Linked DNA regions of Homo sapiens: region 1 is linked to region 2. A link is a loop called in an ENCODE intact Hi-C map of the cell type or tissue named here. Cell type or tissue: body of pancreas. All regions are shown on one strand. Links, peaks and the distances in the headings refer to the core of each region. The heading gives the core; the rest is flanking DNA. Region 1 holds the start of GDPD3 (glycerophosphodiester phosphodiesterase domain containing 3). Region 2 has its middle 19 kb from the start of CORO1A.

The links. Peaks named below come from ENCODE experiments on the same cell type or tissue, not always from the same donor. Only the 100,000 strongest peaks of a DNase experiment are listed, where the experiment ranks them.
Region 1: a loop joins it to region 2, with 2.9 times the contacts of the local background. A loop is called at or near these places in 6 of 110 quality-filtered maps.

Annotation. Positions count from the first base shown.
Region 1 is chr16:30,110,181-30,115,548 of GRCh38, forward strand. GDPD3 (glycerophosphodiester phosphodiesterase domain containing 3) reads right to left here and starts at 3,357. Exons shown (of 10, transcript NM_024307.3): 1 at 3,160-3,357; 2 at 2,842-2,884; 3 at 2,478-2,613; 4 at 2,343-2,388; 5 at 2,126-2,244; 6 at 1,952-2,041; 7 at 1,208-1,341. The coding sequence starts at 3,298. MAPK3 (mitogen-activated protein kinase 3) reads right to left here. Exons shown (of 9, transcript NM_002746.3): 9 at 3,925-4,528. RefSeq lists a silencer at 3,328-3,622. In body of pancreas, for the core only: no CTCF peak of the experiment used is centred there; a DNase peak (open chromatin) is centred at 2,731.
Region 2 is chr16:30,162,193-30,167,560 of GRCh38, forward strand. No RefSeq gene overlaps it. Among named protein-coding and RNA genes, the nearest start is that of CORO1A, 19 kb to the right of the region's middle. RefSeq lists an enhancer at 3,894-4,153. In body of pancreas, for the core only: no CTCF peak of the experiment used is centred there; no DNase peak of the experiment used is centred there.

The sequences.
Region 1 (5,368 bases), core at 311-5,310, 52 kb before region 2:
AATCCCAGCACTTTGGGAGGCCGAGGCAGGCGGATCATGAGGTCAGATTACCATCCTGGCTAATACGGTGAAACCCCATCTCTACTAAAAACACAAAAAAATTAGCCGGGTGTGGTGGCGGGCGCCTGTAGTCCCAGCTACTCGGGAGGCTGAAGCAGGAGAATGGCGTGAACCAGGGAGGCAGAGCTTGCAGTGAGCCGAGATCACGCCACTGCACTGCAGCCTGGGCAACAGGGGAAGACTCCTCAAAAAACACAAAAAAAATCCGGTATAAAAAGGTGGTACACAAATATCATTGATCTCTTTGTAGCAAGGTATTGTGGGGGCTGAGTGGGACTTCCTTCTGGACAACAGAGGGGAGCAGAGAGCTCTGGGACTACCACAGAGAAGCTGTCAGAAAGCAAAGGGAGACCGGGCCCAGGGGCTCAGGTATGTAATCCCAGCACTTTGGGAGACCAAGGTGGGAGGCTCGCTTGAGCTGAGGAGTTCAAGAGCAGCCTGGTCAACATAGTGAGACCTTGTCTCTACAAATAATTTAACAATTAGCCAGGTGCAGTGTTGCACGCCTATACTCCCAGCTACTTAGGAGGCTGAGGCAGGAGGATCTCCTGAGCCCAGGAGGTCGAGGCGCAGTGAGTCATGATCTGGCCACTGCATTCCAGCCCGAGCAAGACTGTCTCAAAAAAAAAAAAAAAATTGTAAAGCAAAGGGAGGGACTAGGCTTAAGTGCCAGCGAAGTATCCAAATTCCTGATCCTTTCCCCAGCTGTTACTTTGTTAACCCCTGCCTTCCTGCAGAACACTGACTTGGCCTTTTCCTGCTGAGGGTCTGAGACAGCCGTGCTATAATTAATGAACGAATGTCTCCCCAGCCAGACTGTAAGCTCACCAAGGACCTCTCCCCACCCTCACTGGTCTCATTTACACATTATAACTGCACCTGGGACAGAGTAGACATTCAATAAAATATGCTAGATGGCCTGAGATGGATAAATTACCTCTCTATCCTAAAACTCCACATATGCACAGAATTTCAGGGTGTTCACAGTTCCCTTAGTATTCATGAATGCTGGGTAAGAACCACTGTCCTTAAAAGACCTTGGGGGTTATCTCTGAGGGGAGCTGGGGAGCTGGGAAGATCTGGGCTCCTTCTCCACGGAGACCCTAAGCAGTGGGGAGTTTTTCTGAGGTCCGCCCCCCACTGGTACCTGTTGATGATGTTGGGCAGGAAGCAGAAGAAGAACTTCTCAGGGATTGGGATGAAGGGCAGCAGCCCCAGGTAGTAGGAAAGCAGCACCCAGAATCCTCGGCTTATTGTGAAGGACAGGGGCATCTCGGGGTTCTGGGGAGGCAAGGAGAGGCATGAGAATCTGTCTGCTCTGGGGAAGCAGAGAGGAGGCATGAGCTGCAGGGGAGCCGTGGTGGGCATTCCAGAGGCCCTACTACCTGCAGGATCCAAGTCACATCTTGGGGCTGGGTGTGGTGGCTCACGCCTGTAACCTCAGCAGTTTGGGAGGCTGAGGCAGGTGGATCACCTGAGATCAGGAGTTCAAGACCAGCCTGGCTAACATGGTAAAACCCCATCTCTACTAAAAATACAAAAATTAGCTGGGCGTGGTGGCGTGCACCTGTAATCCCAGCTACTCGGGAGGCTGAAGCATGAGAATCGCTTGAACCCAGGAGGCAGAGGTTGCAGTGAGCCGAGGTCGCACCACCGCACTCCAGCCTGGGCGACAGAGAGAGACTGTGTTTCAAAAAAGAAAAAAAACAAAAGTCACATCTTGGCTCTGTGTTCGAGGCCTGAGTTCACACCCTTTTCATTGCCACCGCCACGCCACTGGGAACTCTCCCAGACCCCTCTAGCTCGGGTCCCCATGCTGGGTGGGCTCCAGCTCTGGGGAGGAGGGGCCCCTGGAGGAGGAAGAGGACGGGGGAGGGGTGGGGGGACTCACGGCAGCCTTGCATTTCTTCATGACCGAGCTCTTCTCCGAGGCCCAGATGGTGATTTCATTACGGTCATAGCGTCTCACCAAGCCTGCTATCTGGGAGGAGGAGAAGGAGGTGAAGGGAGAGCCAGGCCTCTCTCACGCCCCCGGTGGCCGCCCTAGCCCTGCCTGCAGCACCACCTCACGGATGAGCTCTTCGTTCTTCCCTTTGATCTCTACGCTCATGGGTGTCCTTGGAAACCTCTGGAACAGGTCCTCCAGACGAACCATGCGCCGGTCTGACCCGTGAGCAAAGTGGCCTGGGGGTGGTGTGGGAAAAGGGGTCAGAGGGAAGCCAAGGCGGAGGTCCAAGGAAGGCAGGCATGGCCCAGGCAGGGCTCGAAGCCCTTGCTCTCACCTGGAGAGAAGTAAACCTCCAGCTTCTCCTTGTAGAGGGGCAGGTCCTGGGGAGGACAGGAAGGATGTCACTAGAGGCCCGCATTGGGCATGGTGACTCTCAGGGTGGGGGTTGGGGTGTCAGGGCAGGGCCCACCTCGAAGTCCAGGCTGCCCACATCCCTGTTTAGGCCCGACTGGCGGCACAGGTTCTCATCATGTGACACCACCACCACTCTGTCCCGTGTCAGCTGACAGTCGAGCTCCAGGAGGTCCGAGCGCTGGGCCATGGAGCTGTGGGGGTGAAGGTCAGCGGGGGGCAGGGGCAGGGGACTGGGATGAGGGGCATGGTGGCTGGGAGGTGGCCGGGAATGTGAGAGCGGAGTTCGTGGCGGGATGTGCAGGCCACCTCCAGGGGGCGCCAGTCACCCAGCTAGGAAGTGAATGGCGTCCCTTGCTGTGATGCAGTCCACGACCTGCACACCCTCACATGGCAGCCTGGGCAGGGGCAGATACACTCACTTCTCCATGGCCTCCATGGTGTTCTCCAGCAGCTCTCCAGATCCTGTGGGGGGCACTGGAGTGGGCCTCTGGGGCTTGGGGTCTAGGGGCCTGGCCCAACCTCATCACCCACATTCCCTCTCTGGGCTCCATCCTCCCTCTGGCCTCACCTCCCCAGCCAGCCCAGGCTGCGCCAGCATCTTCTTCCTCGTCCACACCCTGCCCTGCCACTTCGCTCTCCTTCTCTCTTGGTCCCTGCCCCGTTTCTAGCATGCCCCCTTGGACCTACCCCTCTGTGCTGTCCACTTTGGCACCTGTTCTCACCCCTACCCGGCTCACCTCCTCGGTGGGCCCCCAGGCGGATGCGGAAGGTGGGAGCCCTGGGCGTGTGCAGCAGATGAGGCCGGCGCAGGAAGAAGATGGAGAGCATGGCATAGCTGCCCAGGGCAGGGAGGGCATAGTACAGCAAAAGGCTCATGACCGTACTCCCACAGAAGCTCCTGCAGCCACACGCTCAGCCGTCCGCGGGACTGTGCTGCCTGCCTAGCCAGTGTGGGCCGGCTCTACTACTGGCCACTGCCACGCCCCTGGGACCTGCTGAGCCTGCCGCTGGGCTGGCTTGGAGCCAGGCTGCAGGGTTCGGCTGAAGCTGGGGTAGTGTCAGGAGGTGAGGCAAGTAGCCCTGGCTCTCATATCCCCAGGCCCTTCCCAGCCCCCAGCAGCCCCGTCCTGGGCTACATGAGGGGAGTAAAAACCACCCAGGACTGTCAGGACCTCTCCCTCTCACTGGTACTTGTAGCCAGCGCATCCAACATGCCTACCCCTTGCCATTTCAGAGGATCCAGGGGTGTGTAGGGTGCTCCTGAGTCACCCCGAATCACCCCCAGCCAGTTAGACAGGAAGCCATTAGCGAGAGGACAGGACAGTGACTAAGGGGAAAACTGACCCCCTTCTTTCTAGGAGTCTGGAGCTCTCCAGAGCCCCGTCCCCAGCCCTGGGCAGCTGGGAGTGAAGGGCACCAGGCCCCTGAAAGCCCAAGTCAAGTCTGTCCTCAGAGCCGCACGGGGCAGGGCGGGGGCGTCGCGAACACAGACAGAGCCAGGGTCAGCCATAGACACATCTCTATATTTATATATTAGACGGGTCAGGGAGGTGGCAGGGGCGCCGGGCTCTCCACGCCCCCCAGCTCCACTTCTGCTCACCACACACAGAAGCAGCGAGGGCACGCGAAGTGACAGCTTTGACAGGGAGGGGATTCGGCCCGGCCTGGCTCCTCAGGGATGCTAGCCCTTGAGACTAAGGAATGTTCCTTCAGGGAAACTAGGGTGGGGTTTGAATGAGATGAGGGGGGCAGGCATGGCCCTGAGTCCCTACTCAGCGCCCCCCACCCTCCACCTCTGCCCTTCAGCAGGTTGGGGCAGCCAGAACCCTTCCATTCCAGAACTGCCAGAGACTGGGACGCTGGGGAAGGTAAGGGCGCAGCAGCAGCAGCGGGAGATTGAACTGGGGCCACCTGAGGTCCCGAGGCCCCGTGGGGAGGGCGGGTGGGGAGGAGAAGGCCTTGGCCTGCCTGAAGCTGGAGGCCTCAGCAAAGGAGAGAGGTGGCCAGGCCCATGCTCCACCCCGGCCTGGGCTGCCAAGGTCCGGGCTGGGCACAGTGTCCATTTTCTAACAGTCTGGCGGGAGAGGGGCAGGCAGGAGGCAGGTCCTAAAGAGAGAAGCAGGCAGAAGAGGAGTCGTTAGCACCCCCCGGGCAGACCCACTGGAGCCCTGACCTCAACATCTCTCATTTCACCCTCACAGCTGGATAGGCTGGGTCTCAGTTTCCTTATCTGTAAATGGAGATAATAATAGTACCTAGCTTGAGGTACTGCTGTAAGATTAAAGGAATTAATACATGTAAACCTCTTAGAACAATGCTTAGGGCTTTATGCTTTCATTATTAGAACTGTCTCGGCCGGGCACAGTGGCTCACGCCTATAATCCCAGCACTTTGAGAAGCTGAGGTGGTGGATCGCTTGAGCCCAGGAGTTTGAGACTGGCCTGGGCAACATAGCAAGACCCCAGCTCCACAAAAAAAAAAAAAAAAAATTAGCCGGTTGCAATGGCTCGTCCAGCTAGCTGGGAGGATCCCTTGCACCCAGGAGTTTTGAGGCTGCAGTGAGCTATGATTGCACCACTGCATTCCAGCCTGGGTGACAGAGCGAGACACTGTCTCAAAAAAACAAAACCAAAAAAAAAGATAAATAGATTGACTCCGGAAACTGAGGCGCCGAGAGGTGAGGTGCCTTGCCCAATATCACACAGCACTTACTAAGTGGCACAGCTGGAGTTTGAGCCCAGGTGCGCATGCCTTCTTTCTATCAGGCCACACCTGGCTGAAGACAGGAAGAGACCGGAGGAGGCAAGGAGGCAGCGTGGGTGGGGGCAGGCCAGTGGGGTCCCCACAGCTATGTGAACTGCTGATCTGGCAGCAGGTGTGAGGAGGCCTGGCAATCTGGGTCAGGCTGGGCGCTGCTGGGCCCCTCCCAAAGCAATCATGGCCCCA
Region 2 (5,368 bases), core at 154-5,153:
GCCAGGAGTTTGAGACCATCCTGGGTGACACAGTGAGATCTCATCTACAAAAAATGAAAAATTAGCTAGGTCCAGTGGCTCGTGCCTGTGGGCCCACCTCCTGGGGAGACTGTGGCAGGAGGAGGATTGCTTGAGCCTGGGATGTCAAGGCTGCAATGAACCATAATCACACCACTGCACCCCAGCCAAGGCGACAGAGCAAGATCCTGTCTCAAAGAAACAGACAACAACTCAGTCTGTGGAAGAGGGGGACATATAAACAATGACTATCCAATGTACCAGTTACAATGATTGAGGTATACAGCAAGGGCCACTAACACAAAACAGAAAGGAAAGCATTTGGGCAGTGACTGTGGGTCAGGGGAGAGGCAGTTCCCAGAGAAGGAAATCTTGACTTGAGTTTTATTTATTTATTTTAATTTTTATATTTTTGAGATGGAGTCTCACTCTGTCACCCAGGCTGGAGTACAGTGGTGCGATCTCGGCTCGCCGAGCCACCACACCTCGCCAGGTTTCAAGGGATAAGTAGGATACATGAAAGTTTGGTAGGAAACAAAGAGTAAGAGATTTCAGGCCCAGGCTGGGCACGGTGGCTCACACCTGTAATCCCAGCTCTTTGGGAGGCTGAGGCAGATAGCTTGAGTTCAGGAGTTCGAGACAAGCCTGGGCAACATGGCAAGACCCTGTCTCTAAAAAATATATAAATTAAAAATAAATTCAGGCCAGGCGCAGTGACTCACATCTGTAATCCCAGCACTTAGGGAGGCCAAGGTGGGTGGATCATTTGAGGTCAGGAGGTTGAGACCAGCCTGACCAACGTGATGAAATTCTATCTCTACCAAAAAATTAAAAAATTAGTCAGGTGTGATGGTGCATATCTGTAGTCCCAGGTACTTGGGTGGCTGAGGCAGGAGAATCACTTGAACCAGGGAGGTGGAGGTTGCAGTGAGCCGAGATGGTGCCACTGCACTCCAGCCTGGGTGACAGAGCAAGACTCTGTCTCAAAAATAAATAAATAAATTAATTTTAAAAAAGAGATTTCAGGCCCATGTCAAGGGCAAAGAACAGAGTCAAAAAAGAAAAATTGCTGGCCAGGGCAGGGCCTGGTGGCTCATGCCTATAATCTTAGCAGTTTGGTAGGCTGCGGTGGGAGCATCACTTGAGGCCAGGAGTTTCAGACCAGCCTGGGCAACATAGCAAATCCCTGTCTCTATTTCTTTAAAAAAAAAAAAAAAAATCTGGCCAGAAAAACCACATCCAAACCAAAGACATATTTAGTTTTGCTCGCACAACATTTTTAGAAATTTTTGAATTAGTTGCCAACATTGAAAGATCTAGAGCTTTCACATAAAAATCCATATTTCTACTTTATCTTGAAAAGCCAAGTTTGGCTACACAGGGCCAGCATTTCTTCATGGTGACAAGTGGCTGGCACCACCACAGCCCCTCCACTCCCTGTTCTGGTTCACCCGCCCTGCCTCAGATGCTCATGTTACCTGCACAGTCCTCTCTAGTGAATGAAAGACGGCTGCCAATCCTTTGTAAATTTCCACATCAAAAGAAGTTGGCTGGGTGTGGTGGCTCACACCTTTAATCCCGGCACTTTGGGAGGCAAAGGTGGATGGATCACCTGAGCTCAGGGGTTTGAGACCAGCCTGGCCAATATGGTGAAACCCCATCTGTTGCCAAAAAGAGTGGTTTGTTTGTTTGTTTGTTTATTTGTGTATAGACAGGGTCTCACTCTATTACCCAGGCTGGAGTGCAGTGGTGTGATCATAGCTCACTGCAGACTTGACCTCTTGGGCTCAAGCGATCCTCCCACCTCAGCCTCCCAAGCAGCTGGAACTATAGGCACACGCCACCTATAGTCTGGCTAATTTTTAAATATTTTTAGAGACAAGGGTCTTACTTTGTTGCCCAGGCTGGTCTTGAACTCCTGGCCCTAAGTGATCCTCCTGCCTTGGCCTCCCAAAATGCTGGGATTAGAGGTGTGAGCCACTGCACCCAGCCCGCTAACTTTTTATATTATTCGTTGAGTTAGGATCTCTCTGTGTTGCCCAGGCTAGTCTTGAACTCCTGGGCTCAAGAAATCCTCCTGCCTTGGCCCCTCAAAGTGCTGGGATTACAGGTGTGAGCCACCACACTGGAGCCATTATTTATTATTATTTTGTTTGTTTGTTTGTTTTGAAACAGGGTTGCACTTTGTTGCCCAGGTTGGAGTACAGCAGTGTGATGTTGGCTCACTGCAACCTCTGCCTCCCTGGTTCAAGCAATCCTCCCACCTCAGCCTCCTGAGTAGCTGGGACAACAGGTGCATGCCCAGCTAATTTTGTATATTTTTTGTAGACACAAGGTTGCACCATATTGCCCAGGCAGTTCTTGAACTTCTGAGCTCAACTGATCCACCCGCCTTGGCCTCCCAAAGTGCTATGATTATAGGTGTGAGCCACTGCACCTGGCCAAATTGACAACCATTTTGTTATTTCTCATTATTCTGGGATTTTGAGCAGAAGCATCCTGAGAAAGGAAGCAAAACCTTTTAGTCTACTGAAAGGATAGGCCTGTAATTGTCACAGAATAACTTCTACCACATTCTATCAGTTAAGCAGTCATGGGAGCTGGGTGTGGTGGCTCATGCCTGTAATCTCAGCACTTTGGGAGGCTGAGGTGGGCGGATCGCCTGAGGTCAGGAGTTTCAGACCAGCCTGGCCAACATGGTGAAACCCCATCTCTACTAAAAATACAAAAATTAGCCAGCTGTGGTGGCGTGTGCCTGTAACCCCAGCTACTCAGGAGGCTGAGGCACGAGAATCGCTTGAACCCAAGAGGTGGAGGTTGCAGTGAGCTGAGATTGTGCCACTGCACTCCAGCCTGAGTGATGGAACAAGACTCTGTTTCAAATAAGTAAGTGAGTAAGTAAGTAAGTAAGTAAGTAAATAAATAAATAAAAGATGGATCAGAAGAAGGTGAGATGGCCTGCAGATTACTTAGGGGGTTCCTGCAATGGTAGAAGCAACTCAACTCAGGTAGTGTCGGTAGTGATGAAGAGAAAAGGGGAGATTCAAGGTCAAGACTCCTCACTCCAGGAGGCCCTCCCTGGGGTTCTAATGGGACATGCAGGTCAGAACCAGGAAACACAGAGACAGGTTTGTACCTCAGAGACAGGCTGAGAGTCATCAGAGTTTGCAATTGAAGCTGCCTATGTGGATAAGATAGTGTGGGGAGTTTGAGTGCAATAAGAAGAGATGGAGGTGCGGGACTCACGTCTGTAATCCCAGCACTTTGGGAGGCTGAGATGGGTGGGTTGCTTAGGGCCAGGAGTTTAAGACCAGCCTGGGCAACATTATGGGACCCCCCCCGCCTCTCCAAAAACCAGAAGTATTAGCCAGGCATGGTGTTGCACGCCTTTAGTCCCAGCACTTTGGGAGGCTGAGGCAGGAGGATCGCCTGAGCCCAGGACTTTGAGGCTGCAGTGAGCTGTAATTGCACCCCTGCACTCCAGCCTGGGTGACAGAACAAGACCCTGAATCTAAATAAGTAACTAAGAGGTGGAGTCCTGGGAGGACTCTGGGTGTAATGAGTAAAGCAGAGGAAGAGACACCCCACAGGGGATTGACAGAGAAAGCCATAGAGAAAGATGAGAACAAGGGGAGGGTGCGTCGTCGCATATTCGAAAGGAACATGTTCAAGGAGGAGGCATAGTCAGTAGCATTGGATGGACACCAAAACGTGTTTGCCTGATTTGATGACCAGGAAGTTACTGGTGGCCCTGCTGAGGGCAAATCTTTTTTTTTTTTTTTTTTAATGGAGTTTCGCTCTGTCACCCAGGCTGGAGTGCAATGGCTCAATCTCGGCTCACTGCAACCTCTGTCTCCCGGGTTCAAGCGATTCTCCTGCCTCAGCCTCCCCAGTAGCTGGGATTACAGGTGTGCGCCACCACACCCAGCTAATTTTTGTGTTTTTAGTAGAGATGGGGTTTCACCATGTTGGCCAGGGTGGTCTTGAACTCCTGACCTCAGGTGATCTGCCTGCCTCAGCCTCCCAAAGTGTTGGGATAACAGGCGTGAGCCACCGGGCCTGGCTGGTGAGGGCAAATATATGTGGAATGGCGAGGGCAGAAGACAGACTCAAGTAGGTGGAAAAGTAGGAAATGAGGAAGTGGAGACAGTGAGTGTCCACCACTCTCTCAAGAAACTCACATGTGAACAATAGGAGTGAAATAGGGAAGTGGTTTGAGGTTGCCAAGTTGAGAGAGGTTCCCCCTGCACACAGGAACCTGGGTGTGTTTTATATCCTGAAAAGAGAGGGTCTGCAGAGAGAGGCCTGCCAGTAGAGGAGAAAAGGGTGAAACGATGAGGTGAGATCACTGAAGAAATGGGAGGAATGTGTCCCAAGAGGGATCGGCCTTGGGCCCAATGAGAACCATTACTTTAAAAACATTTTTTTAGAGACAGGGTCTCCTTCTGTCATCCAGGCTGGAATGCAGTGGCGCAATCATAGTTCACTGAAGCCTCCAACTCCTGGGCTCAAGGGATCCTCCTGCTTCAGCCTCCCGAGTAGTTAGGACTACAGGCACATGCCATCACACGTGGCTAATATTTTATTTTATTTATTTATTTATTTATTTGAGACAGAGTTTCGCTCTTGCTGCCCAGGCTGGAGTGCAATGGTACAATCTCAGCTCATTGCAACCTCCGCCTCCCGGGTTCAAGCAATTCTCCTGCCTCAGCCTCCCAAGTAGCTGGGATTACAGGCATGCGCCACCACGCCTGGCTAATTTTTTGTATTTAGTAGAGACAGAGTTTCACCATGTTGGTCAGGCTGATATCGAACTCCTGACCTCGGGTGATCCGCCCGCCTTGGCCTCCCAAAGTGCTGGGATTACAGGCATTAGCCACCGTGTCCAGCCCATATTTTATATTTTGTAGAAATGGAGTCTCACTATGTTGTTCAGGCTTGTCTCAATCTCCTGGCCTCAAATGATCCTCCTGCCTTGGCCTCCAGAAGTGCTGGGATTTCAGGCATGAGCCACTGTGCCCGGGCAGGAGTGCTTTCAGAATGTGAGTCAGTGCTGACCCTGCAGGTAGATGGAAGATCAGGGCCACATGAGGAGGTGCCAGGCTACCAGAGCAACCTCTTGCCAATGAAACTGTTACTTCTTTACCTGGAGACTTGTGGGGGCTCCGTGCTACTCACTGGAGAAAACTCCTTGAGAAGGCTCTGTTTGAGGTCCCCCATGCTCTGCCCCTATGGACCTTCCCAGCATTCTGACCTTTCCTCTCACCCCAAGCATCTGAGGCCCCAGCCTTGGGGGACAGCTCTCCATTCCCTAAAACGTCATGATCTTTTCCTGCCTTCATCTGAATGG